5 separate regions of the Mus musculus genome follow, and all the other regions are linked to region 2. The links are chromatin loops, found by intact Hi-C in ENCODE. Cell type or tissue: heart. All regions are shown on one strand. Region 1 overlaps Gm40038 (a long non-coding RNA gene). Region 2 holds the start of Pgrmc2 (progesterone receptor membrane component 2). Region 3 overlaps Jade1 (jade family PHD finger 1). Region 4 overlaps Jade1 (jade family PHD finger 1). Region 5 holds the start of Sclt1 (sodium channel and clathrin linker 1).

The links. Peaks named below come from ENCODE experiments on the same cell type or tissue, not always from the same donor. Only the 100,000 strongest peaks of a DNase experiment are listed, where the experiment ranks them.
Region 1: a loop joins it to region 2, with 2.2 times the contacts of the local background. A loop is called at or near these places in 4 of 42 quality-filtered maps.
Region 3: it touches region 2 in a loop (2.6-fold over the local background); 3 of 42 quality-filtered maps call a loop at or near these places.
Region 4: a loop joins it to region 2, with 3 times the contacts of the local background. A loop is called at or near these places in 13 of 42 quality-filtered maps.
Region 5: a loop joins it to region 2, with 3 times the contacts of the local background. A loop is called at or near these places in 9 of 42 quality-filtered maps.

What each region holds. Positions count from the first base shown.
Region 1 is chr3:41,158,778-41,163,777 of GRCm38, reverse strand. The region is part of intron 2 of Gm40038 (a long non-coding RNA gene); the gene reads left to right. Among named protein-coding and RNA genes, the nearest start is that of Gm40038, 12 kb to the left of the region's middle. In heart, a CTCF peak has its summit at 2,943 (motif pointing left); no DNase peak of the experiment used is centred here; H3K27ac peaks cover 546 bases.
Region 2 is chr3:41,080,739-41,085,738 of GRCm38, reverse strand. Pgrmc2 (progesterone receptor membrane component 2) reads left to right here and starts at 2,693. Exons shown (of 3, transcript NM_027558.1): 1 at 2,693-3,144. The coding sequence starts at 2,745. In heart, a CTCF peak has its summit at 2,675 (motif pointing left); DNase peaks (open chromatin) are centred at 2,528 and 3,748; H3K4me3 peaks cover 3,677 bases; H3K27ac peaks cover 2,858 bases.
Region 3 is chr3:41,597,128-41,602,127 of GRCm38, reverse strand. It overlaps Jade1 (jade family PHD finger 1), which reads right to left. Exons shown (of 11, transcript NM_001130184.1): 7 at 1,939-2,106; 8 at 645-761. Among named protein-coding and RNA genes, the nearest start is that of Jade1, 44 kb to the right of the region's middle. In heart, CTCF peaks have their summits at 1,097 (motif pointing left) and 2,190 (motif pointing right); DNase peaks (open chromatin) are centred at 1,717, 2,107 and 2,667; H3K27ac peaks cover 1,266 bases.
Region 4 is chr3:41,563,593-41,568,592 of GRCm38, reverse strand. The region is part of intron 1 of Jade1 (jade family PHD finger 1); the gene reads right to left. Among named protein-coding and RNA genes, the nearest start is that of Jade1, 10 kb to the right of the region's middle. In heart, CTCF peaks have their summits at 2,382 (motif pointing right), 2,947 and 3,636; DNase peaks (open chromatin) are centred at 2,412, 2,902, 3,692 and 4,382; H3K4me3 peaks cover 3,115 bases; H3K27ac peaks cover 3,008 bases.
Region 5 is chr3:41,741,243-41,746,242 of GRCm38, reverse strand. Sclt1 (sodium channel and clathrin linker 1) reads left to right here and starts at 3,729. Exons shown (of 21, transcript NM_001081411.1): 1 at 3,729-4,248. The coding sequence starts at 4,215. It overlaps D3Ertd751e (DNA segment, Chr 3, ERATO Doi 751, expressed), which reads right to left and starts at 3,625. Exons shown (of 6, transcript NM_001099785.1): 1 at 3,554-3,625. In heart, CTCF peaks have their summits at 2,571 and 3,557; a DNase peak (open chromatin) is centred at 3,672; H3K4me3 peaks cover 2,308 bases; H3K27ac peaks cover 1,939 bases.

The DNA of each region.
Region 1 (5,000 bases), 78 kb before region 2:
GGATGAGAACATAGAACCCCAATTGCCTGAATGACGACACAGAGGCCCCAACTGTCTGGATGTTGGGAGCACAAAGGTCCTTGTGTCAGAGATAAGCACTAAGGAAACCCGGAATGTCAAACATGTGGGGTCGGCTCTTCAACAAAAGGAATGTATAACCTATTTTCCTCCCAGAAGGCTAGAGCTGAAAGTTGTTGATAGCCTAGTGACCTGTGCTATCTGCAGGGTCAGGCAAGACCTGACTCCCTCAGACTCTTATGTTTAGCCCAGACCTCCTCTCTAGACCTTTATCTTTAGCATTGTTTCTCCATCAATAGAACTCATCTTTACGGGAGATGCCACACATACTTTATAGCCTGGTGACCTCTGGACTATGTCTGTATGACAGAAACCACACAAGATCCTCCCCTAAGCCTGAAGCTATAGAACTCATCTTTGTGGAAGAAGTCAATTGTACTTTAGAAAAGAGTTTTGATGTAGTCGTACTTTAAGCTTTATTGTGCACAAAAGATTGAGTTAATTGTTACCAGGAAACTTTTTGCCACATTGTACTGTACTTACATATGCCTAATGTCAGGTGTGGTGGTACATGCCTTTAATCTCAGCATTTGGGAGACAGAAGCAGGCAAATCTCTGTTAGTTTAAGACCATTCTGGTTTGCAAAGTGAGGTTTAAGACAAACAGAACTATATAGTGAGACCCTGTCTTGAAAACAAACTAAATTATGTCTAAAATAATCTACCTTGTGTCAGACTGTCGTAGTTAGGGTTTTGTTGCTGTGAAGAGACACCATGACCATGGCAACTCTTATAAAGGAAAACATCTAATTGAGGCTGGCTTCCAGTTCAGAGGTTTAGTCCATTATTATCATGGCAGGAAGCATGGTGGCACAAAGGCAGATAAGCTGCTGGAGAAGGAGCTGAGAGTTTTACATCTAGAACCAAAGGCAGCAGGAAGAGAGAGAGAGAGGCTGGGCCTAGCTTGAGATCTTTATACCCCAAAACCCACCTCCAGTGACACATGTCCTCTAACAAGGCCACACCTACTCCAATAAGACCTCACCCCCAATAGTGCCATTCCTGAGGTATCTATGGGACCATTTTCATTCAAATCAGCACACAGACTCTAGAGGTTTGAATCAATTCCTCTATGGAGTCACACTGAGCTGGATTTTCTCCTTGCCTCATTTATACTGTTCCTCCGGCAGCCCTGTTGTTTGCAAGGGCCCTCCACATCTGGATGAGAGCACAGAGCCCTAACTGACAGATCTACCCAGAGACACTTTCATAAAATCTTGTGCGATTTTATTTGCCTTTATGCACAAAGAATTGTTTTGTGGGTCCAGGACTTTCTGCTGGTTACAGGTAGATAAGTAAATGTATTAGTAGATAGATACTGGCCTCACACCTATCCCCGAATCTTCTAAGAAGAAATGAGGCTTTAAGAATCAGACCTGTCCTGCTGAGGAGGGCCAACACACAGTACTTTGCACGATCTTAAACCACTTGCAAGGCTCTGAGTCCCTAATTAGCTGGTGCCTCCTGTGATTCCCATGACATAGACAGGGCTGTATGACTCTTTCACTTTTCCACAGTGCTAATTAGTGATGGCAGTATAGCTCTCTTGAACGTGTTACCACATTTCTGCCAGCTCAAACTGTTCCATAGACGTTGTCCTTTTCAAGCCATCCACGGTGGCACATGTCCATAGGTCCCACACCTAGGAGGTGGAGGCAGGAGGATCAAAAGTTTAAGATCAGTCTCCAGCAACATGAAACTGTGTTTCAATAAAATGCTTTATTGTTTCATTCCAAAACTACTCCCTAGGATTAGCGACTACAATGTTATAATGATATTAAAATGAGAAATCATTTCCTAACATCATCCAAAGACATTTTAAAATACAGCTATCTGACCAAATGGGAATCACAGTTTGTGTGCACATATGTAAATTATAAGTGTAAAAACACGTGAAGGCTTCTGAAGGTGACGAATGGTACCTTCTACAGGTGACCATGTCTGCATTCAATCGCTGTTTTAACAAGTATCTTGCAAAAAAATCTCCCAAGTATCATATTCTAAGCATAAAAATCAGCAACAAGAAGACAAAGCCATTGTCCCCAAACAAATAACTATTAGTAGTAGACAAATAAAATTTTATTTGTTTGTTTTAAGACAGTGTTGTCCTGGCTATCCAGGAACATACTATATAGACCAGGCTGGCCTTGAACTCATTAGGGATCCACCTGCCTTTGCCTCCAGAGTGCTGGGATTAAAGGTGTGCACCTTAACATGGGGCTAAGCCTCACTTTTTTTCCCATTGATGTATTTATTTACTTTACATCCCGATCACCGCCCTCCCTTCTCCCTCTCTCCCCTCCCCTCCTCTTCTGAGAAGCAGGAGGTCCCTCCTGAGAACCAACCCTCCCTGGCACCTCAAGTCACTGCAGGACTAGGCACATCCTCTCCCTCTGAGGCCAGATAAAGCAACCCAGTTAGGGGAACAGGATCCACAGGCAGGCAACAGAGTCAGGGACAGCGCCACTCCAGTTGTTGGAGGACCTGAATATGCATCTGTTACATATGTGTTTGGGTGGGTGGAGGGGCTGTAGGTCCAGCTCATGTGTGAAGCCTTACATTTTTAACAACAACAAATCACCTTTGAGCTAGTACTCTGGGGGGGGGGGAAAAAGAACAACCAAGAAAACAGTCAGGGGTGAAGAAAATCTTATTTTAGTTGGAATAGACTGTAGAGGTCTGAGCAGGTATTTGAATAAAATGTAAGATGTTTCAAAGAAAGAAGACATGTGGGGTTGGAGAGATGGCTCAGTGGATAAGAGCACAGATCTTCAGAGAACCCAAGTTCAGTTTCCTACACCATGTCAAGTGGCTCACAACAGCCTATAACTCCAGCTGCCAGGGATCTGATGCCCTCTTCTGGCCTCTGTGGGCACCTACACTCATTTATATGCATGCATATCTAATTTAAAATAAAGGTTATTTTTTTAAACCATTTGAAGAAATGAGGGGAAATGAATAATTCAATTTAGCTGTATTGAATGACTATTAAGAATAGATGTGTGGGGTCATTGGTAGTACTGGGAGAATACTAGTCAGGACCCTGCTTGAGGCAAGGCAAAGCACAATGTCTGTGGGGAAAGCTGAATGAAGGGCACACAGAAACGCTATTCACTCGGTTTACAACTCTTCTGTATATCTAAACACTTCCCTAGCTACCACCATCACTAACAAGCCTCCTGCCTCAGGGTTCTAGGAACCATCAGAAACCATTAGCCTGGTCAGGCCTTGTTGATTTAATCCAATCAAAAGTGACCTTCAGAAGTCTGGATTCCTTTCTGAGGAGCCCATTTCTTGTGGGTAAACATCCCCTGTGCCAGAAAAAATCTGTTTCTATGACTCTAAAATCTTCATGCTGTGAGATAAAATAAATCCACTTTTGTTTAGAGAAAATTGTCTGCTATAAAGCACGACTGTGTCGTGTGTTTAGAGCCCCCAGGGACTTCCTCCTTCCCACAGCTTCATAGTGGGGCCTTCGTTTTCTTGAAGCTTTTCCCTCCCAGCATTTGAGTCATTCAAATTTTCTCCATTCTGCTCTTCTTGGTCTTAATAAACTGTGATGTCCACAGCTCAGCACCGGACGTTAAATAAGCAAGTAAGGAGAAATGAGATTTAAAGCTGGGCATGACGATACACACCTTTAATCCAAGCACTTGAGTCTCAGAGGCAGGCAGATCTCTGTGGGTTCAAAAACAGCATAGTCTTCATAGAGAGCTTCAGGCCAGCAAGGGCTACCTAGGGAGACCCTGATACGTAAATAATCAACAGTAGGATGCAGGGAGAGCAGGGTGTATCATCACTCAGACTGGACGGACAAGTCTTTACTGGACACCTTGACAACCTGCATCTCACAATCTGTTTCCTTTCCTTATGCATTGCTCCTTCGCTGCCATTAGGCCAGATGCCTTAAGCATTTACTCTTTTTTTTTTTTTTTTGGCTTTTTTTTTTCCATTTTTTATTAGGTATTTAGCTCATTTACATTTCCAATGCTATACCAAAAGTCCCCCATACCCACCCACCCCCACTCCCCTACCCACCCACTCCCCCTTTTTGGCCCTGGCGTTCCCCTGTACTGGGGCATATAAAGTTTGCGTGTCCAATGGGCCTCTCTTTCCAGTGATGGCCGACTAGGCCATCTTTTGATACATATGCAGCTAGAGTCAAGAGCTCCAGGGTACTGGTTAGTTCATATTGTTGTTCCACCTATAGGGTTGCAGATCCCTTTAGCTCCTTGGGTACTTTCTCTAGCTCCTCCATTGGGAGCCCTGTGATCCATCCATTAGCTGACTGTGAGCATCCACTTCTGTGTTTGCTAGGTAACCAACGGACAGACAGACAGAGATCGTCAAGTCTTTTCAGCAGGTCACCAGGTTCCTAAAATACTCTCTTGCCTGGAGACAGATGTCTCAAGTTACATAGAGAAGAAATGGATTCCAAAGTCACTTTTCTGATATACTCAACTATAAGCATCAGTGGCTCTGTCTGTTGGATCTCACATCACAGCAGAAAGGTGAAGATGCTGTGTTTATCAACTTTACAGGATGTTGCAAGAGCTGATTGAAACCTCTGTGGTGCCATCTGATGAAAGTCTCAGGCCATGCCTCCCAAGTCACCACAGCATGTGACGTGTCCAGGCCCCTCGAGGGCACTCCCTCGAAACCAGTCCCTTGATTGTAGGTGACTTGCTGTGGCCTGTAACCAGTATGTCACCCAACTGCACTTTCAGACATGCATGCCGAGCGCCAGTAAGGCTATCACCCAAAGCTGAGAAGTAGTTTTTCTAATGCTGCAGGCTCATGCACAGGGTACCGAAATAGCACGAGAAATACTATACCCATATTGCTTTCTCCTAGACATCTGACACTTGTAAAGCTCGTGCCAAATTTCTTGTCACATATGTGTCTGGAAGCCTCCGTGCTGAG
Region 2 (5,000 bases):
GATCCTGGACAGGAGGAAATGTAAGGACATCCAGCGAGGAAGCAGTGTGAGCAGTCACGGAGTAGGTAATGAACACAGCGAGCAGGGGCCCAGGAACAAGTCATTAGAGGAAAAGAACAGATAGAGAAAAAAACGCATCACTTTAAGGGAGGACGTCTCAGAGATTAGTTTATCTAAGAAAAGACAAGGGGCCACACAGGGATTTATGGAAATCCCTGAATGCAAACAGCTTGTCTGAATTGCTAAGTCCCCGCCTCCTGGCCCCTGAGATTGATGTTTGATTTAAGGAAATTAAAATACAAGATGAGTCCCTTCATGAAGCAGTGAAGTTGGGAAAGCACCAGCTGGAAAGTTACTGAGGTATTCAAAGCGGGAATATTCTACTAGAAGACATTACTATGACAGTGCAAAAATAAAATGAAAAAATAAAAAACTCCTTTGGACTAGTTCAGGAGGCTAACCTTAAGGATAACCTGTTCAGAGGACTCCAAGTGAGAGTAGGGTTTCTAATGTGAAGTCAAGACATTTGTTTTAGGAAGGGCATAAAGCTTTCTGCTTCACCAGACAGTATCAGCAATCCAACATTGCCCATCCCATGTAGGAGGCAACAGAAATACAATGCTTTTCAATTCTTCTCTTCTAAACCACTTAAGCGAAGCACAAATTTATCTCATAATTTAGCTCAGAGTTATGCCTGGCCAAGTTAATACCAGTGGTTCTCAGTTGGTAGCACCCTCCAAGGGAGCAAGTCTGCACTAGTAAGGAAGAGGTTTTTCCATGTCATAATGCCTTAAGTGACCAGCCATGGCCCCATGTCCAGTACAGTCTTCCCTAAGCACTCCCCAAAGCCATGTAACAAAAGGCAATCTCACTAAACGGTAATGTTTTAAGGAGAGCCTGTGACCCAATTCTGAACAGAAAGATGCCTACTATGAAACCTCCGAGATCCTTTCTTCCTACTGCCATTATTTCAACTGACAGATACTTGAGATTGCTACCACCGTTCTTTCCCAAAACCAGTTTCCATCACTGACATCTCCATTTTCTGTTAGCAAGTCCCACAGGAACTGTGACTTCTAACCCTTCTGGTGACTACTGAGGTTGGCCTGTGCCAATCTGGCTTTACTCCCGTTCTTGCAGTGTAAAGATTATATGGTCACTTACTAATTCTCAATTAAAGACAACAGCTCTGACTCAAAAAAAAAAAAATTCTCAGACTGGGATTGGCAAAATATAGCTTACAGGCTGTTTCTATACCTACTCAGGGGCTGAACCGACTTTAACGTTAAGTGATTTAAAAGTCATAATGATGGGCAAGGGAATGTGCTTGCTGGTATGCAAGTTCATGGCCATCTTCATCTACATATCAAGTGCAAAGCCAATCTGGAACACACTGAACCGTCTCAAAAACAAAAAGACGGTATTTCATGACAAATTCAAATTTCGGTGTCTCTAAGTACATTTTTAATAGAAACACTATCATGCTCATTCTCTATTATTTATGTAACAGTTGGGACAGAGAGACCTTATGGCCCACAGCACCTAAATATATAATCCATTACAGAAAAAAATTTCAGCACCTTCCCCCCCCCCCCCCCCAAAAAAAAGCCACGATGAGTCTTATGTACAATGGCTGGTTTCCCATCCTTTCGAGTGTTAAAACCTCTCTAGGGAAGTTATGATCACCAGTACCGTTAGTGGGTAGGGCTCTCCTGTCCATTGACACTAAAGACAGTTACCTAAAAACTAATAGCAGCCAGAAAAGCCCATCCCTACTTTTCTATACTGTTCACGCCAAAGCCTGAGTCAGCTCCTTTCTGAGTCAGCTCCTTTATGCCGGGTAGCTCACCCCTAGGCTGCCACCATTCGTCTATACCTGTCCCCCACCCCCGGTTGTTCAAAGTTATAAGGAACTGGCCATTCCCTGGATGCATCTTCCTTCCTCACAAGCAGAGTGACAGAAGCCTGTCAAACTAGCTGAGGGCGCGAGATGGGTGGAATTCACACTGGAAAGCACTCTCGCAGGCCCCGAGCAAGGCTATGGAGCTAGAGCCACAGGCTGCTTTATCCGCGCACGCCCACCGCCGGGGAGCAAAGCGCAGAAGAGCTTGCGTCCGACTCCTGTTAGGAGCACTGCCCAAAAGCAGCGTGGGCCGGGACCCGAGTGTCCGGCGCTGCTAGGGCTAGTGCCCGAAGCCCAGCTTCACACGCGGCCCCGCAGCTCACGCTCTATTGCGGCCTCCGCCGTGCGTCGTCACAGACGCGAACCAGCCGTCTCAGAGAGAAGCCGCTTCTGGGCGCACGCGCGCGCAGCAGGGAGGGGTTGCTAAAAAGAGCCCAGCGCGTGGCGTCCCAGGGCCCGCGCACGCGCCCTGACGGCGCTCCGCCCATACGCGCGAGTACGCACGCGCACAGCCGGCTCGGCCCACCCCCCCCCCGCCCCACGCACACTCTATTTTTCTTCAGCCCCGCCCTTCCCTTACACTCCCCAGGCTGAAAGCGTTGGGGCTGTGAGAGCAGGGAAGTGTGGGGCGAGGTGGGCGGGGCGTTGCCCGCGCGCGCTGCCAGCCAGAGCCCGAGCTGCGAGAGCGAAGCCAGACAACGTTACCCAGCCAACAGCCAATAAGCAGCCGGCGCTGCCACGCCCCAGCCCCTCACGTGATTGGCTGAGCGCCGCCTGGTGGGCAGGGCCGCGGGCTTGGGGAGGGCAGGGGGCGGGAGGAGGAAGGCGCTGGCGGGCAGTGATGGCGGCGGGTGATGGGGACGTAAAGCTAAGCACCCTGGGGAGCGGCGGGGAGAGTGGCGGCGACGGGAGCCCGGGTGGCGCCGGAGCGACGGCGGCGAGGAGCAGTTGGGTGGCGGCGCTGCTGGCGACGGGCGGGGAGATGCTGCTGAACGTGGCGCTGGTGGCGCTGGTGCTGCTGGGGGCCTACCGGCTGTGGGTGCGCTGGGGGCGGCGTGGTCTGTGCTCGGGACCCGGGGCGGGCGAGGAGAGCCCGGCCGCCACGCTGCCGCGCATGAAGAAGCGGGACTTCAGCCTGGAGCAGCTGCGCCAGTACGACGGGGCGCGCACGCCGCGCATCCTGCTCGCGGTCAATGGGAAAGTCTTCGACGTGACCAAAGGCAGCAAGTTCTACGGCCCCGGTGAGGAGTGAGGGGTGTCGGGGTGGGGATCCGGGACACCCTATCCCCGCCGCGGCCCCGCTCCTGGACCGCAGCCCCGCGCACGCCCCCAGCTGCGGGCGTCGTGGGGGGCTCAGTGGCGCCCCACAGACCTGCGCTCGGCGTTCCTTGCCTTTCCCAATCCGTATCTCCTCGCAGCTTTTCCTGGGGCTGAAATTCTCAAAATTGTTAAGAGTTGTCTCTAGTCACGTTGGCGTTCAACCTTTCCTCGGAGCGTTTTGATTTCTGGGCTTTGTCGGGGCAAGAGGGCTAAAGTGGCGATCCAAAGTTTTTGGCCCAGTGTTAAGACAGCTTTCTTCTTATTCTGGGTTGTCTGTTTGACACTTGCCTACTTTTTCCCTTCTCCGGACTTGTCTGCCGAGAGTCAGGGCTAGGGACACGTAGTTTCAAGTCCCAAGCCCTGGAGCTCGGTTTCACAACCACCCCGGACTCGTTTTCATTCTTTTTCTAAAAAGTCGGTTTGGGCTCCAAGATGCTTTCCAAGATTAACAACTGTATGTAAAATGAGGACGGACCAGAACGTAAACCTTAATAAGTAAGACTGGCAAAGATATTGGCCCTGAGTGTAGGGGGTGGAGCTCATCTGCCCAGGAGGCAGGCGTGTCTCTTGTCTCCGACTCTCTCAGTCTCTCCCTCCTTCCCTCCTCTCCTTCTTTCTCTGCTAATAGTAAAATAAGTATTCAAATACCCGTTGAAAATAAATTATTGTATTTTCCCTTAGCAGAATGAGACGCCTTGGGGGGGTGAGGGGGGGCACGAACCTAGAAGCGTCGAACTTCTCGCCCCCTGCCCTGCATGTGCTGAAGGTTTTACAACTTTACTTTCAGAAAATTACGTGGAAGGTAGTTGCCGTTAGAGGCCCTTTTGCAGTGTAGTGGTAATCTATATTGCAGATTGTGCAAATAAACTTCAGACCCCGGGTATCTGTTGGTAGCCCATAAAATTGAACAACATTGTGCGGCCTGGTTATGCAGTGCTTAATATTAAACTTTAAAGACAGAAGGGGAGGGGGAGGAGAAGAGAGAGCGTGAGTTGTAAGAATGAAGCTAGAGACCAAAGTGACCCCTTATTGGAAGGTATGCATCCAACTTTTAAGCTAGGTTTCCTTTTAATTTCCTTATTGCCCCTGATTGATTTATTGACACTGAAGACGCTTCTAATTTCTATGCTCAGTTGGATGCTATTTTAGGAGTGTTTTGGTTTGTTGATTGGATTAGAGCTAAGAAACACAAATAAGCATTTGATGTTGGATCTGTTAATCTCTTTGTGTGTGTGTGTGTGTGTGTGTGTGTGTGTGTGTGTGTGTATTTCCTTCTGGATATATAAACACAAAAATCATGTCTCCTTACTTACATCAGCTCCCATGGTTAGTACTTTTTTATTTTTTTAATTTAAGAGCATGTGGAACAAGAGAATAGGACCCAAGTACCTTGTTTACATGGACCAAGTCAAATAAACTTTTAAAAGTGAAGAATTTGCACAGATTTTGTACCAAGTTACACACTTCCCTCATTGGATTGAAGTGTGTTCAGTGGTTAAAGATTGTCTAGAGTATTTGTAAAAAGACCCATTATCAGTCCTTATACATCCGGAAAGAGTCAGTTTGGCAGTCTCCATGGCAACCGCAGCAGAGGTTGAAAACTAAGAGGTGTGCTGTAGAGTGGGTCCCTGGGCTTGAGCACTGATAATAGTGAAGAACCATCCTGGAGGCCTTGGAGTGAGGCAAGCAGGCCTCTGTAAGGTCTCTGCCTTTTGGGGCTGCATAGTGAGACCCGTCTGAAAACAAGAAGAACAGAGAACCACCTCCTTGTTCTTTT
Region 3 (5,000 bases), 520 kb before region 2:
TACTTGGGTCCCTGCTGGAGTCCAAATTAACCTTCAACACAGTGTTCTAGGCCTCAAATCATAACCGACTAGATATCAATGAATGAATGAACCCCAGAAATCAATTACTCAAGAGTTTCAGACAACACACAGATACCATTTTCCCATTAACTCTGCATACCTCGTGACTTTCTGTACTTACCTGTACCTGGCCATGTAAATGCAATCAATCAGCCTTTTACATGCTGGCTGGTTCACTAGGGCAGCAGTGTGTGTGTGCTCCAGACTCCCTCCCGGTGTAAAAGCAGAGGCCTGCCCAACACCTACCTCAGCTACAGGCATCCCCAGCAGGGAGCCCTGAGGACTTCTGGTCTGTGAGACTGGTCTGTGGTAATGAGACTACAGTGGAAGGCTAGACAACTCAAGTGCCACAGTCAAGAGTATCTAAGCCTCGGTTCTTACCAGGAATGTCTGCTTATGAAAAGAAGAGGACTCTACTAGGCTTAGGCCAGACAAACTGGAACTGCCTCCAAACCCAGGCAGATTTCCAGATAACCTTCCTCCTCCTAACCCTCCAATGAATGCTGTGTAGAGCCTCCTCCCCCACCCTGCTCCCTAGCACACAGAGGAGGAAAACAAAGCTACGCTTACTGAGCCATTGTTACCTGTATGGAGGCCCCGAATTTCTCATTGCAGAGGCTGCACACAAGCGCCCACCGGCTGCTGGGAATGTGAGACACTTTTGTGATGGGCTCCATCTTCTCAGGGCTGCCAATGCTTACCTAAAGATCCAAAATAGCCAGATGGGCATGACACGGATAATCAGAGTCGTAACACAGACCTGAGGGCTAGCCCCAGGGCCCAGCTCTGGACTAGCAGCAGCAGAGCCCAGAGATCAGCCCCCATTGATACCAGCTTGCCAGTCTTTATAGACCTCTCTACAAGTTTTCACTTCTTTCAAGTATCTGATAGCAAAAACATCTATCTTATCGTAACAAGGCTAGGGGCTGGAGAGATGGCTCAGAGGTTAAGAGCACTGGCTGTTCTTCCAGAGGTCCTGAGTTCAATTCCCAGTAACCACATGATGGCTCACAACCATCTGTAATGGGATCTGATGCCCTCTACTGGTGTGTCTCAAGACAGCTACAGTACATCATATATATCAAATAAATAAAATCTTTTTTAAAAAAAGACTTTAGATTGACAAGAATTTTTAAGGACTAAAAACCCATTGTAAACATATTTAAATAATAGAATGAGCAAAGAGATAAACTATATTTAATAGTATTACATCAGAACACATAACTATATTAAAAGTAAAAATCTAGCAAGATAAATATGGAATAATGAACTGCAAACTGGTTAATATTAAACCAAAAGATCCAGTGAAACTCCCATGTAAATCATACCCAGGCAATTTTCCTCTGGAGGGAAAAAAAATGCAGCAAATCACACACCAAAAATACTGGAATTTAAATGACAAATGATATTCTCATCACAAGCCATGCAAATTAAATTAGTTAAGGTCTGGGACTGGAAATAAATTAGAGCAGACCTGAAATTAACAAGGTGGAAGCCGAGGAAGAATTTAAATAAAGCTCACAGAAGTGTGACCTAGGGCACTGTGGTACTGCACTCGGAGTTTGGCAAACACAAACTGGCAGGGACAGTAGCATGGCTACCCTCAGGACAGAGCCGTGAAGGTGCCAGGCCTGGCCTGTGAGTGCTGTCATCTACGTGAGGGTTTCCAGAAATGGAAAAGTGGGGCTATTTGTGGACACCAGGCCACTGCTGCCTCCAGGAAGCCCCTCCACAGACCCGCTCTGCTCAGGATCAGCTTGGGGACAGAGGGGACCCAGCAGCTCTACTGCTGCCTGTGAGTCACTCACTCCCACCTACCCAACCCCAGCAGGAAACCAGGACTGTCTCAATTAAGATGCTATCAGAAAGCAGGCTTACCTCAGGGATCCACAGGGCACAGCTGACGTGGACCCACTTGGTTCCGCTGCGGGTCGGCTTCATAGCTCCGCCTTTCTTGGGACACAGCAAACATTTTGGCTGAACTCCCAGGGCACATGTACGACATAGCCAACTGCCCTCTGGCACCTTGAGGATCCCATAGCAAGCCTGTAAGGCCACAACTTTGTTATTTATGTGTATGGGTGTCTTGCCTCTATATATCACTGTGCCACACACTGTGTAATGCCCACAGAGGCCAAAAGAGGGTGCTGGATCCCCTAGAACTGGAGTAATGGCCTGCTGTAAGCAGCCAATGTGGGATCTAGGAATCAAGCCTTTGTTCTCTTGAAGGGCGGTCAGCAAGTCTTACGAGGCATCGCCCAGCCCCTATTTGTGAACTGAAAAACAATCTAGAAGGATTTTCACAGAGCCACACCAAAGTAGACATGCCCATATCCACCTAACTGTGATCCTGACCCTCGAGGAAATATGCCAGCCCACCTCCAAGCACCCATGTGCCTGAGCTCCAAAGACACGCCACATGTGTCTTCAGCACAGGAAGTCCCAAGAACTTGACAAGAGGGATCCTAAAATAACGAGTGTTGCTGTGGTGCGGAAGAGACCCAGCCATAAGACAGTTCCAACCACTGAGCAGCCAATGCTCCAACCTGGCTGCAGGCTTCAAGAGGGTACAACAGACCTCTCTCTGCTTTCATGATGGGCGTGACACGGAACGAAGGCAAAACAAAGCACCAAAGCCAAGGTGATAGTGGCTGGGCAACCATTCGCTGCTCAAGCTGGACACACTCCTCCTACTGGAGTCCAACAGAGTTCATGCGAACAGACAGCCGCAGAAGAGCGAGACATTTCAAAATGAGAGTTTGGTTTCTTTCGCTGATGTTTAAAAACAAAGCCTGTTTTGCACAAGTTGGCAAAATTACACAAGACAACCCAAACTGCAGAAATTAAGGCTTTTACAACTGAAATCATTATGCTGGTTTAAAGAAAGAAAAAGCAAATGTTTCAATAAGGGGAGTAAATAAACAAACCCATGGTAGTACCGGGAGTGTGCTCAGACAGCCCTTTAAAACCCAGACAGTTCACAACGTTATCCTTAAATGAACTGCAAGTCGGAAGTCACAGGAACCTGGCTCTATTTCTCCAGGCAGAAACAGCACAGCCACCATGAAATCCGAACGCCCAGGACACAAGAAGGAAAACACAAGGATGAGAGCGGAGCTCAGCAAAGAAACAGTAACACCGCAGTCCTGAGAGCTCCGCGCGGCCACGAATGAGCAGTGGTCAACAAGTCTACCAGCAAAGCAGTGTTCTTACAGATCTCAACAGTAGTAGGAGGGCTTCAAACGCCATGGCGTTCTAGAGCTCCCTTTGAAGCGAGGATCTCGTTTACTGGAAAGGCACATCTACACTAATCAAGTATGCCTTAAAGACAAGCCATGAAGAATCTCACGGAAAGTAAAATAAAGTGAGCGTGAAGTGTCGAGAGCAGAAGAAGCGGAAGTCATCAGGGCCAACTCTGCCACCCACATGCTAAGGTGTTGGCACACAGCCCTGATGGCAGCTTACAGACTTCTGAAGCACAGAGCACAACTGGATTTCAAGCAGAAATCTCGTAACAGCAAATGTCAGAAGACTTCAGGGTCACTAGGTCAATGAGAGGCAGCAGCAACAGTGGCAGTCGTGTGGCCTCCCATCACACACACCTCCACAGGGACTCCAGGGCAAGACGCCCTCTGGACCACAAAGCCCAGATACAAAACAGGTCCGTCTCAGGGTTCCCTGTGAAGATGAGCTGAGACGGGGCCACCGCTGGTGAAGCCATGGAGTTTTCTAAAGCCCTAGAGGTGAATTATAGAGAAAGGGGTAACCCAGATCTCTGAGTGTGGCAGTGAGTATGTGTGATCTCAGCACTCAGCGGCAGAGGCAGGAGGATTATCTCAGTTGGAGGCTATCCTGGCCTATACACTGAGATACAGGCAGCCAGGGCTATTTTAAAGAACAATAATAAAACACAGAGCTCAGGTCACACAAGCAACTTTCCACTTTCTCCGAGAGTCACTGATGGCCTCACAGAAAAGTACGTCAGGACAGTTTTCTAAATCACAAAACTGCCTGGTACACATGTCCCCACGCAAATCCACATCACTTGACCACCACATTCAAAGTCAAATACAGAACTCGACAGACAGACAGCTGTGTGGTTAAAGGCACTTGCTGCCCTTCAAGGACCCCAGTGTGGCTCACAGCACCTATATCAGATATCTCACAACCTATATGCCCAGCTGAGGGGATCCAACTTTCACTTCCTCCAGCATTCACACAGACAGACAGATAGACAGACACACACACCACCACAAAGTAATAATAAATCTGTTAAGTTACATGAGGGGTAAAAGGCCCCTGTATCTATGCTTAAGCTTTCTAAATTACCTTCACTAAAAGACAACAGCAAGCCCCCACCAAGGTGGGTCTACTGCCACCTTGAAATAATGCTCACGAAAAGGGAGTCAGAGACGGCTCAGCAGTTAAGAGCACTGACTACTCAGAGTTCCCAGCACAGGCAGTGTCTTACAGCCATCGCAGAGCTCCAATTCCAGCGGAGACCCCTGACGTGCTCTTCTGACCTCTGGGCACCAGTCGTTCTAGGTGGTGCACAGACATACACATGCACAATATTCATACACAGAACTAACCAAAATCTAAGACGAAAAGTCAAAGGGGTGCCTGACCCCCTTCCACAGCTAAGCTGATACGTAAACACATGAACGCTATGGTTTATCCTGTATCCCCCAGAAGATACTTTAGGACCGCACCACCACCTGAAAACGGGACCTTTAGAAACAGTTGTGACACACAACTATGTAAACTGAGACCACACTGTGCAGGCAGGCACCTAATCCAACAGGACCAGGACTGTGTGAGAAGATAACCCTATCTAGACAGACACACAGGGAAGACATCGTGAAGACTAATGGGCAAGCCAACCACCAAGGACTGACAAGAATCCACCATGAGCTAGGAAGAGACAAGGAAGAACAAAA
Region 4 (5,000 bases), 480 kb before region 2:
GTCAATGTATTTTACAAGCGAAGGACTCGAAGCAAGTTCCAAGTGTCACAGAGGAAATCGGGGAGTAAGAACATAATGCTGTACGCAGTGCCAACCTCCTAAGGGAGAACCTGACAAAGAAAGATGTTTAAGATGCTCAGTGTCTAGCCAAAGCTCAATGCCATTTCAAACCAGAAGCAAGACATGCTGCCAGCAATGTCCCAGTAACCTTCAGAGACTACCCAATCTATAATAAACCTGTGGGAAACTGGCTTAAGTACCAACTCTTGACAGCCCACTGACAAATGATGTAACAGGTACTTTTAATACTAAACCAAAGGACAAGTAAGAGAAGGGGACAGGAGACATAGCTGTAGACAGTCATTTAGTCCCTCCTCACTCAGCCCTGTCAAGGATGCAATCCCCATCCGAGACCTTTGCACAGGCTACATCCCAGCCACATCACAACTGAAACTTAAGACAACTCTTTCTCCAGGTGATCTGAAAACACATACACCAGAAAACCACACTTCCTTTTCAAACATTTCCAAATCTAAGATTCCCAAATTACAATGAAGACGTTTGATTTGAGGATCTTAACTCAGTTTACTTCACGGCCCTAGGTTCGTCCGCTCACTCTCAGGAGCTTCGTCAAAAAGTTAGGTCACATGCAATGAATGGTCCTTCAAGGGCCAGTGGTTTCAAAAAAGCTGGCCTTGTGATCAGGGCTAAATGGGAAATGGGTAATCAATGAGACAGTTCAACAGGCTAGCAGACAAGAAAAAGTCATGGATATGAGGCTTATTTGGATTCAAGCACACAGACACTGTACTGGAGTAAAACATCTGTATTTTCCAACAACTAACACCACTAATAACTTTCTGACCCAAGGGATAGTCTATCACCTTGTGGGGCACACGAAACTCTGCTTCTGTCTGTGCATCCCCATGGTTGGTTCACTGTCTCCCCCAAGCCTCTAGGCTAGGCAAGCTTTGTCTCTAAATTACAACTCCTTAAACTTGTCTATGACTCTGTCTACTGTGCAACCGCAGACTACAGAGTAAAGTCATTTTTCATAGAGTACAGAGCTTCTTCAAGTTGTTGAAGGAAGACAGGCTACCCCTGCCCCCTTTGGCTATGCTGAGGACTGAATCCAGAGCTTCAGGCAGTGTAGGCTCGCAGCTCCAGCATCACTTAGCTACAGTCCTGTCCTGCTTTTCCTGACAGTTGAGATCCCTGCTACAAGGAAGCAACATGGGACTGTGAAGGAGAACAAAATTCAAGTCTACTACACACTCTGGGAATGACTATCCACTCTGCAAGCATGGACATAAAAAACGCGCAAACCTCGGACATTAGCAGGAAACTGTATTTGTTCTAGAAGATGAAACTCAAGGTCAAATACATTTACAAACATACGCAAACTTTATTAAGGGCATAAAACAGCAAACATTCAAAAAATGTTTTCAGTTGACCGTAGTTGATAAGAGAATGTTGGACTCTGGGGCAGAGCTAGATTTATACTCAGGCAATGCGTGGTTCAATATTTTCAAGAGGCCACTTACGGCATTTAAGACAGGTTTGAATCTAAGGTGAGTATAAACCTCTACTTGCTTCTAAGCAGACATAGTACATGCCCCCTTCATCTACGTTTTTCAGTTTTCTGTGACAATGCCCTTGGTCAACAATACTAAATGTAATAAAGGTCAACAATACTAAATGTAATAAAGATTTTCAAACATGTAAAAAAAGTTATAGTAAGCGGAACTTAAGACCTTTGTGGTAAGAAAGACTAAAAATTCTGAATTGCACAGAGCAGGTCACCTCAACTGCGGATGTGATCGACTACTACCTACAAGAAATCCCCAACGTGAACCGAGTTAAGTCCAATGAACCCTTCCTTTCTCCAGGTACAGTCCATTCTACGGACTTAACTAGTGTGGTCTAAAAACCAATGAATCGTTTTCAAGAAAATTATTCTGTCTTGAAATGAGTTCATTAGCTTTGATAGGCACTAACTAGCCTTCAGCAACAAGCGGTCAGAGAGTTACCTCCTCCACCACAGGTATTCTAAAAAGAACACCTAAGGGAGCCCTTTGAGAAGGAACCCCACAAACCTTCCCAGGAATGAGGACCTGAGGTCCTCTTCTACTTTCCTAAAAGCTGAGCTCTGTGGCCAAACCCAAACATTTCACATAAGGAAATATTAAATTCCCCACAGGTCCGGGTCAACAAAGGGCGGAAGACCTTCGCCACCACGTTTCTAGAAAGCAAGCCACCTAAAGCTGCTTTAAATGGGTCTCGTAGAGATGACGAGCTCAAACCGGTTTCGAAGGCACATTTAAATCGCCCGCTTTTTTGTTGTTGTTTGCTCACAGCAATTCACCAGCGCCGAGAGTGCGGCCGCCCCCGCGCGCCCAGAAGGGGGAGCCCGGGTGTGAAGCCCGAGCCGGGAGCGGGGATGCGGAGCCCGGAAAGCCATGGGCCGCAGAGGCGGTCACAGAGTGAGGGTCTCGGGTGTGGGGGGAACCTGAAGCCAGGGAATAAGTGGTGGGAATGGGAGGCCCTCGACCCAGGACTGGGGGGGGGTCGGAAGTGCGGAGGGAGGCCCGCACAGGGAAGCTCTAGGGGCTGGAAAGTGGGGGGAATGTGGGGGATGGGAGGGAACGATAGCTCCGTTAAAAGGGGTGCAGGGCCCGAATCCCCGCTGGGGAAGGCCGGGTGGGGTGGGGAAACAGGCTGGAGACCCGGGGTGGGGCCGCGAACCGCGGGCATCCCGGCCACCCGCCCGCCCGCCAGGCGCAGGGCCCGGCTTGGCGCGGCGCCGCCCCCTCGCGCTCCCGCTCCTCCCGAGGCGACAGGAACAACAGCGCGGGAGGAGGGGAAAGTAACTCCGGCCCCGGTGCGGGGATGACACCGCCTCCCCGCGGCGCAGCCGGCCTCGCGCCCGCGCCGCCGCCCTCGGCGTTTGAAAGTGGCCACCCCCCGCCGCCGCTCCCGCCCGCCGCCACCAGCTGCACCAATCCGCTCGGCCCCAGTTGCAAATCAAACGCTCCCTCGCGTCCGCACGCCACTTGCGCCGCTGCAAACGGCTACGCCGTCCCTCCCCGGCCTCCCCGCGGGCCCGGGGAGCAGCAGAGCGGCGGTGGAGCAACGCGGCGGGCTCGGCTCGCGCTCCCGCCCCCAGACAGTTCTGGAAACTGTGGATCACCTCTGTCACAGGAAGCCATCCGGCGCGCAGGGCGGCGCGCAAGCAACAAACAAACGCCTGCGGCCGCCGCGACGCGGGAACAGGGACGGCGACGGGCGGCGGCCACCCCGCGCCGCGGGCTTTGTGCGGGACTCCGGCGTGGGGACGGGGCCGGGCCACCCCCGCGCGGACCCGAAGCGCCTGGGACCGTTAGGCGACGCTCGGGCAGCGACAAGGAACCGCCTTGGGGCCGCCGCCCGGCCCCGTCTCTGCGCCGGCCACCTCTTGCCTGCGCGGGAGGGCGGGCTGCAAAAGTTGGCCCTGGGGCCAACCAGCACCTGCCCACGTGCCGCGTAGGCTCGTGCCCCGGCGTACCCAGTCCCTTCCCCCGCCGCCCGCGAGCGCCAGGTCACCTATTACCGGTGGGAGGGGAGCCCGGCTGCTATTTAAACGCCCGCGGAAGTTGAGGCACCCCCACCGGCGGTGCTGTGCACCTGCCTCCCGCCGCCGCGCTCCGCCACTTTGAGCAGCAGCGGCGTCCTCAGCCCCGCCTCCTGCCCGAAGGCGGGCGGGAGGGGGGTGGGGGGGGCGGGTAGGAGGTGGAAGGTATCGAATTTCTCCAGCAAATGGGACCGTTCCGAAAGGATTCGGTTCTCCGGTCAACATTCCACATTCCATCCCTCTCCCGCATTTGCAAGCCTACGCCGAGCCGACCCAGAAAGCCTACTGGCTACCGAACAACAGCACCCAACTCGCAAACACACTCACAGGCACCAGACACGTGCACGGGAAGGTTTTGCAACTTGCAGTCCCGGGGTGCACACCGCATGTGCATGTGCTCATAAGGGAGCCAGGAGACACAGAGACCCCACCCCCACAATTTGCAGATGGTGCCAAAGGTTGCAATCTGCAATCCGTTTTTAAGTTCATGATTAATAGGTACTTTGCTCTACCAATGAAGTCCTCCTCAATTTCACCGATTAAGTCTTTTACACTTTACAAGCAGTCTCGCTGGAAGTAAAAGGTCTCATCATTGGAAACCCATTCTAGAAAAATCTAATTGCCAAGCTGTCCCTTCATCCCCTTCTCACTGCCCTTGAATTGATGCAATGAATATTTTGGACATGTGGTGACGCGGTGACAGGAACCAGGGCTGCGGCCACTTCACACAGATGTACCCCCTCACACCTATGTTTGGGAAAACATACCCTCACAGCCTCCTTCCCCCCCAAAACACACACTGTCAAACACTCTGGAAACATATATGTACGCGAACCTGCGCTCTACCATTGCCATCTGTCTACCAAGTTGCTACTATGCTTTCCACTTTCATGCAGCCTAAGGCAGTTGGGCTTTTTTTTTTTAATGTATAAACTAAACTGGGTTTCTGCTGCTGAAAACGCTGGATGAATCACCTGAAAACCTCATGTTCTTCGTACATTTAAAAGGAAAAGCTCTAAACCTTCGCCCTCCTCCGATCGAAAATAATAATCGGAATAGAACTTACTGATCCGACACCGATCAATTCTCGGGCTCCGCGGCCATCCCGGCCTCGTTGCCGGCCCCCACCCGGCGATGCCCAAGTTGCTGGTGGGATAGTGCCGCGGCGCGGGCGGCCGCCTCCTCCCTCCGCGCTACAGATCCACAGCCCAATCTTTTGGCGCCATATTAATGACGTACTATATTATTTCCACTAGGCAGCGACCTTCGGCATTACATTACTCCCGAGAACTCCCGAGCGAAGCAACAAAACCATCAAATATGGCTGAGCCTCTCGGCTCGTCCTGCAGCCGCCGCGGCCGCGGCCTGAGACGCGCACCCCGACCCGCGC
Region 5 (5,000 bases), 660 kb before region 2:
TAGCCAAGATTTAATCATTTGTGTAAAAATAAATATATCCATCTCATTAGTACACAAATTTGTTTTGTTTCTGACAGATGTTAACATAACATTATATGTATGTATGTATATATATATATATGTAAATATATACATATATAAAATCATTATCAGTAGGTATATTTCTATTTTTCTTAGCATTTATTAATGCACTCTTATAACATTTCATACATATATAGTATACTGATCATCTTCAATCCCTTATTACTATATCATGTTCATGTTCCCCCTGCAATGTTCCCCTCCTTCTATTTTCACATATTGTCTCTATTGTTCTCTTTTTCTTTAATAAGACACATTCATGCATAAATATGCATAAATACATAAATATAATATGCTGGGTCCATGTAGTGTTGCATTATGTATAATGTATATAGGTAAATACATGAGCAGACTTTAATGTATACATGTTCATATGGAAATAGCTTCAAGTATGGGTATAATATTTAGAAAGGAGTCTAAGGGCAAGTAATACTAAGTGACGAGGAAAGGCAGTGGCAGACAAAAGGACACAAGTCATGAAGAGGATGTAAGCTAATTGCTTTTCTAGCCTCAACTTTGTCACAGCTTTTTTGGGGGAGCGGGGTTGTTTGTTTGTTGATGGTGGAGAAGTACATAAAAACGTAGTTGGTAGTGAGAGGGTAAAGCCCTGAATGAGGCCACCCTGGGTGTTCTGAAGGTACTGCACAGCAATGCAAAGCCTTTGGGAGTGTGGGACTATTTGTTTGACAGGCTGCCTTAACTCGGTTATGTATTTTATTTGTGAGCTCATTACAATAAAAATTACAAATGAATAAGGTGAAAATATTTCAAAGTCCAACCGCTTAATGTTAGACCTCATAAACCTTCATCACTCTGATGAACCATCAGTCAGAATTAATACTTCCAAGTTGATCACTAGCCTACTACAGTTTTACTAGCAGCTTTCTTAAAACAAGGTTGTTAAGCTGTAGTTTTCACTTTTAGCTTATCTTCTTCGACTTATACTTTAAAAAGAGTTAAAACTTCAATTGTTTTAATTTCTACGTAAGGAAATCAAAAGAGAGACACGTTTGCTTGGGAGACAAAAAAAAAAAGTTTAAAAGAAATGTTAAGGAATATTTGTTTCAATAAAATGATTTTTAAGGAAAATTTCCAAGTTCCTTCATTTACAAAAAAAAACAAAAACAAAAAACAAAATCTTTAATTTTTTATTACAGTCCATACTGCTTTTTAGTTCGCATCTGACACTGCAGCACACATTTCTAAAAGAAAAGGAGGGAGAAGAAAGTAAAGTCAGGGAACCTGCCAGCTGGAGGCAATGGGACTATCAAATGGTTTCAGTCCAAGTAAAGACAGACTTTGAAGAGATGCTCAAAGGACATACCAATAGGAACCGATAGGACACAGACCTGGAAGCTCTTCTAAGTTTGGTGCTAGCTGTGGTCTCTGGCCCAGGTCTGAGCAGTGAGCTCCCTCTTAGGCTCTGCCCAGTTGCTCCTGCGTTCTAGAGGGAGGAACTAGGAATTCTGAAACAGACAAACCTGATTTTTCAGTGAAAATGTTGAGAGGACACACAAAGGAACATCTGAAGGTTTTTAATCACACCATTTGAATTCTGGGTGCTTATGTCTTTTTAATTGTTTTAAGGGGGAAGGCTAACTCAGCAACACATTACAACACATTATAAAACCATTTGAAAAATGAACAGTAAATCACTGGAGATTATAATAAAACATGTAAAGTAGCCATTCATTTATTGCAATTAGAAGCTAGCTATAAACATTAAAACATTCAGCATAATTTATATCACATGGTGGTCAACGGTTGTGATACTGAAGCCATATTTTCTGGGCTCAAATTCTTGCTGTGATGAGCTAGCTTTCCAATTCGCTTACTTAGATTCCTATTTCATATGTTCTGAAGGTTTGCTAGACAGAAGCCTAGCATGTTTAATGTCAATACTAGATGTTTAGTGTCAATTTATTAAAATTACCAGTGAAACCTGCCATTAGTTTTCAATGCATGAAACTTCAACTGGCTTGTGCTTATTTTGACCATGATCATATAAAAACAAGCACTTCAAGTGCAAATATCAAAGTTCTATTTCACTACTCAGTTTAGACAAAACCATTGATAATTTTAATACAGAAGTCACACTTGGCTTTCTTCACCCTAATATATTCCTACCAAATGTAGGAAAATCTTTTTGAGTCAATAAAAAATGTTCCTCAGAAAGTACCCTATAGTGAACCTAAAAAAGAAATGGAGCTTGCACAATCAGTGTGTTTTTTTTTTTTTTGTTACGTTTATGGCCACTAAAAACCAGACCGGGTTGAATTTTCACTGATTCAAAGCTAAACTAACCCTTTGCATGGCTAGTGCCAACACATACATATTTAGCAGCGACTCTTTTTAGAGGAATGAGGGTAACACTGTTGATACTGTTTTATGAGTACAAGATTACTAAACGTCTTCAACGGTTAAACAAAAAGCCAAACTTCATCCAGGGCATACATGCCTTTTGTTTTGTTTTTGTGTGTGTCCACGTGGGGGAGTACGTCTATAGCTGTGTATGGACTGAGCTTGAGGCAGAGTATCAGTGGGATGTCATTCTCAAAGGCTGTTCACCTTTTTTAACCTACCTTTATTTTCACCAGATATTATCAAACAGGAAAAAAAAATCTTATTAACATGCCTGATTTTACTTTTTGCGACAATGACTTACTGACTCTGGAGTCACTTTCAAATTTGTCTAGGCTGCTGGATAGAGAGCACCCTTTTCCCTCATCCTGTCTGCTCCTCTCAAGCACTACTATTAAAGGCCATTTAATCTTTAAATTAAAGGGGATTTGCTTGGCTTTTTATGTGGGTGCTGGGGAATTCCAGGCAAGCACTTCATAACCAAGCTATCTCAGGCCCTGAGCATATTTAAAGAAACTGTATTTCAATGCATAAAAATATAATCAATTAAAAGCCTCAAAAGCCAATGATAAACTTCAAGTGAGCATTTTTTTATCGCTAATGTCTTTTGCCCCCAATATTTTGTGTATGTTTTATGTTTCAAGCTTTACAGCTCAAATACTCATAATATCACTTCGTAAAACTGTGAACGGTAGTTTATGCCCCAGTACAAATTTCATTTTATTTTTGCAGAATTTTATCTTTCCTTAAATCCGAAGAAACATCTCTGAAATACCTGCTAGATTTGCAGGCTATCCTGGATCCTGACCAGGTGCCTTCTTGAAGCCACAGGGTTAAATATTGGACAATAGTTCTCTTTTCTAGGCACAAGAACCAGTTTCAGACCTAGGAGCGACAGCTCTAAACTGGGGGGCGGGGTGAGGGGACCTTGAGTCACCTCAGCCCGAGGACTCACAGACCTCTCTGCACAGACTCCCACAGACGCTTAGTGTCTGCAAAACCAAGACTCGGGGGTGGGCAATGAAAATCCCTACCTAGTTAGTGCCTGCTCCTATCACAGTTTCCATACAAAAAAAAAAAAATTAATTAAATTAAAAATGCGCCACACTACCTCAGACAGACACTCGCTGCGCCACTGCGGAAGGCGCCAAGCAACCCACTCAGCCCCCAACGCGGCCTCAGGGACCCGCCCACCGCCTGACAGATAGCCAATCACCTGCCTGCGCCTGAGACGGCGCAATGACGCCTACCGACGCACGCGTGATGACGGACGCGGCGTCACCGTCTCCAAGGAACGGTCTGGGGCACCGCTTTCAAAGTCGCAGGGCGGGCCGAGTGGACTCCGCGGCCGCTCCTGCTTTCCCGCGGCCCTGGCGTCGCCCCTCAGCCGGCGGGGACGCTGCCGCCCAGCCAGGCGCGTCGCAGGGTCATCCTCCCGCGCGGTCTGACGGGAACTCGGCGCCCTCCGGCCGCGCGCGGCTCCGCGGCCCTTCTCGTCCGGCCGGGTCCGGCCGAGCGCGGAACGGAGTCTGAGGCGCGTCGCCTGGGTTCCGCGGAGCGGCGGGCCGGGCTGCGCCGCCGCGTGAGTGGGATGCTGATGTCTCCGCGCCAGGGCTCGGCTGCCCCTGCGACCCCTTAGCTTTTTGTTTGCCCTCACAGCGGGAGGCTGCTTTTTTGTTGTTGTTCGATTGCTTGCTTGTTTGAGAAATACCTTCTTTCCCCCCTGCGAGGAATCGATAAACGTGATGAAAACTCCAAACTAAAATATCGAAATGGCCACAGAAATCGACTTACTGAGAGACCAAAGTAAGCGCGCTCTGTTCCCTGATGGAAAATTCATCTGTAAGGTGCAGTGTCGCTATCGTTGACCTACTAATGTGTTGTGAATGCTGGTCGGGTCCCAGCGTGAAAAATGTTAAAAACTTAAAAAGAAGTGCTCTGCACAAAATGCTTGGTGATGTACATGAGGCTATGTATGTACTTAACGAAGCTGAGACGCTAGTAAATACTTGTAGAATATTCCTTGAGCGTGCACTGGAGTCGGCCAGGCACGAAATAGATTTGTAATGCAATGCGTCTGTTGTGCTCGAAGAAACTGGAGGGCTGATGGCCAGGAAGAGTTTCCAAGCCTGCAGGTTAGGACCTCCAGGCATTGCTCAGGTCGTTAGTTTAAAAGATGTTGACCTATGTTTCATTACGTGCCAGGTGCTATACATGTAGCTGATGTAAGGAGATTCTTGTTCTCCAAGCATGTAGCTGGCAGAAGGAGATACATAAATACCAAAAATACACTGAAGCAGCAGCAACTGCCGACTCGTTTGCATCAGATTCCAAGTAGTTGATGGAATTATTGAGCAAACATTGAAATAGCATCTACTAACATGGAGCTAAACAAATATTGACTATTATGCGGTTATTAAACTACTTCCAGAGGAGATGCCATTTGGACAGAATCTTGACATACCACTATGTGTTTACTGATAAGAAAGGTTTAGGTGTCCAAATTATTGGCAACATTGAGGAATTGGTAGTAATGCTTTGTTTAAAAACAAGACAGT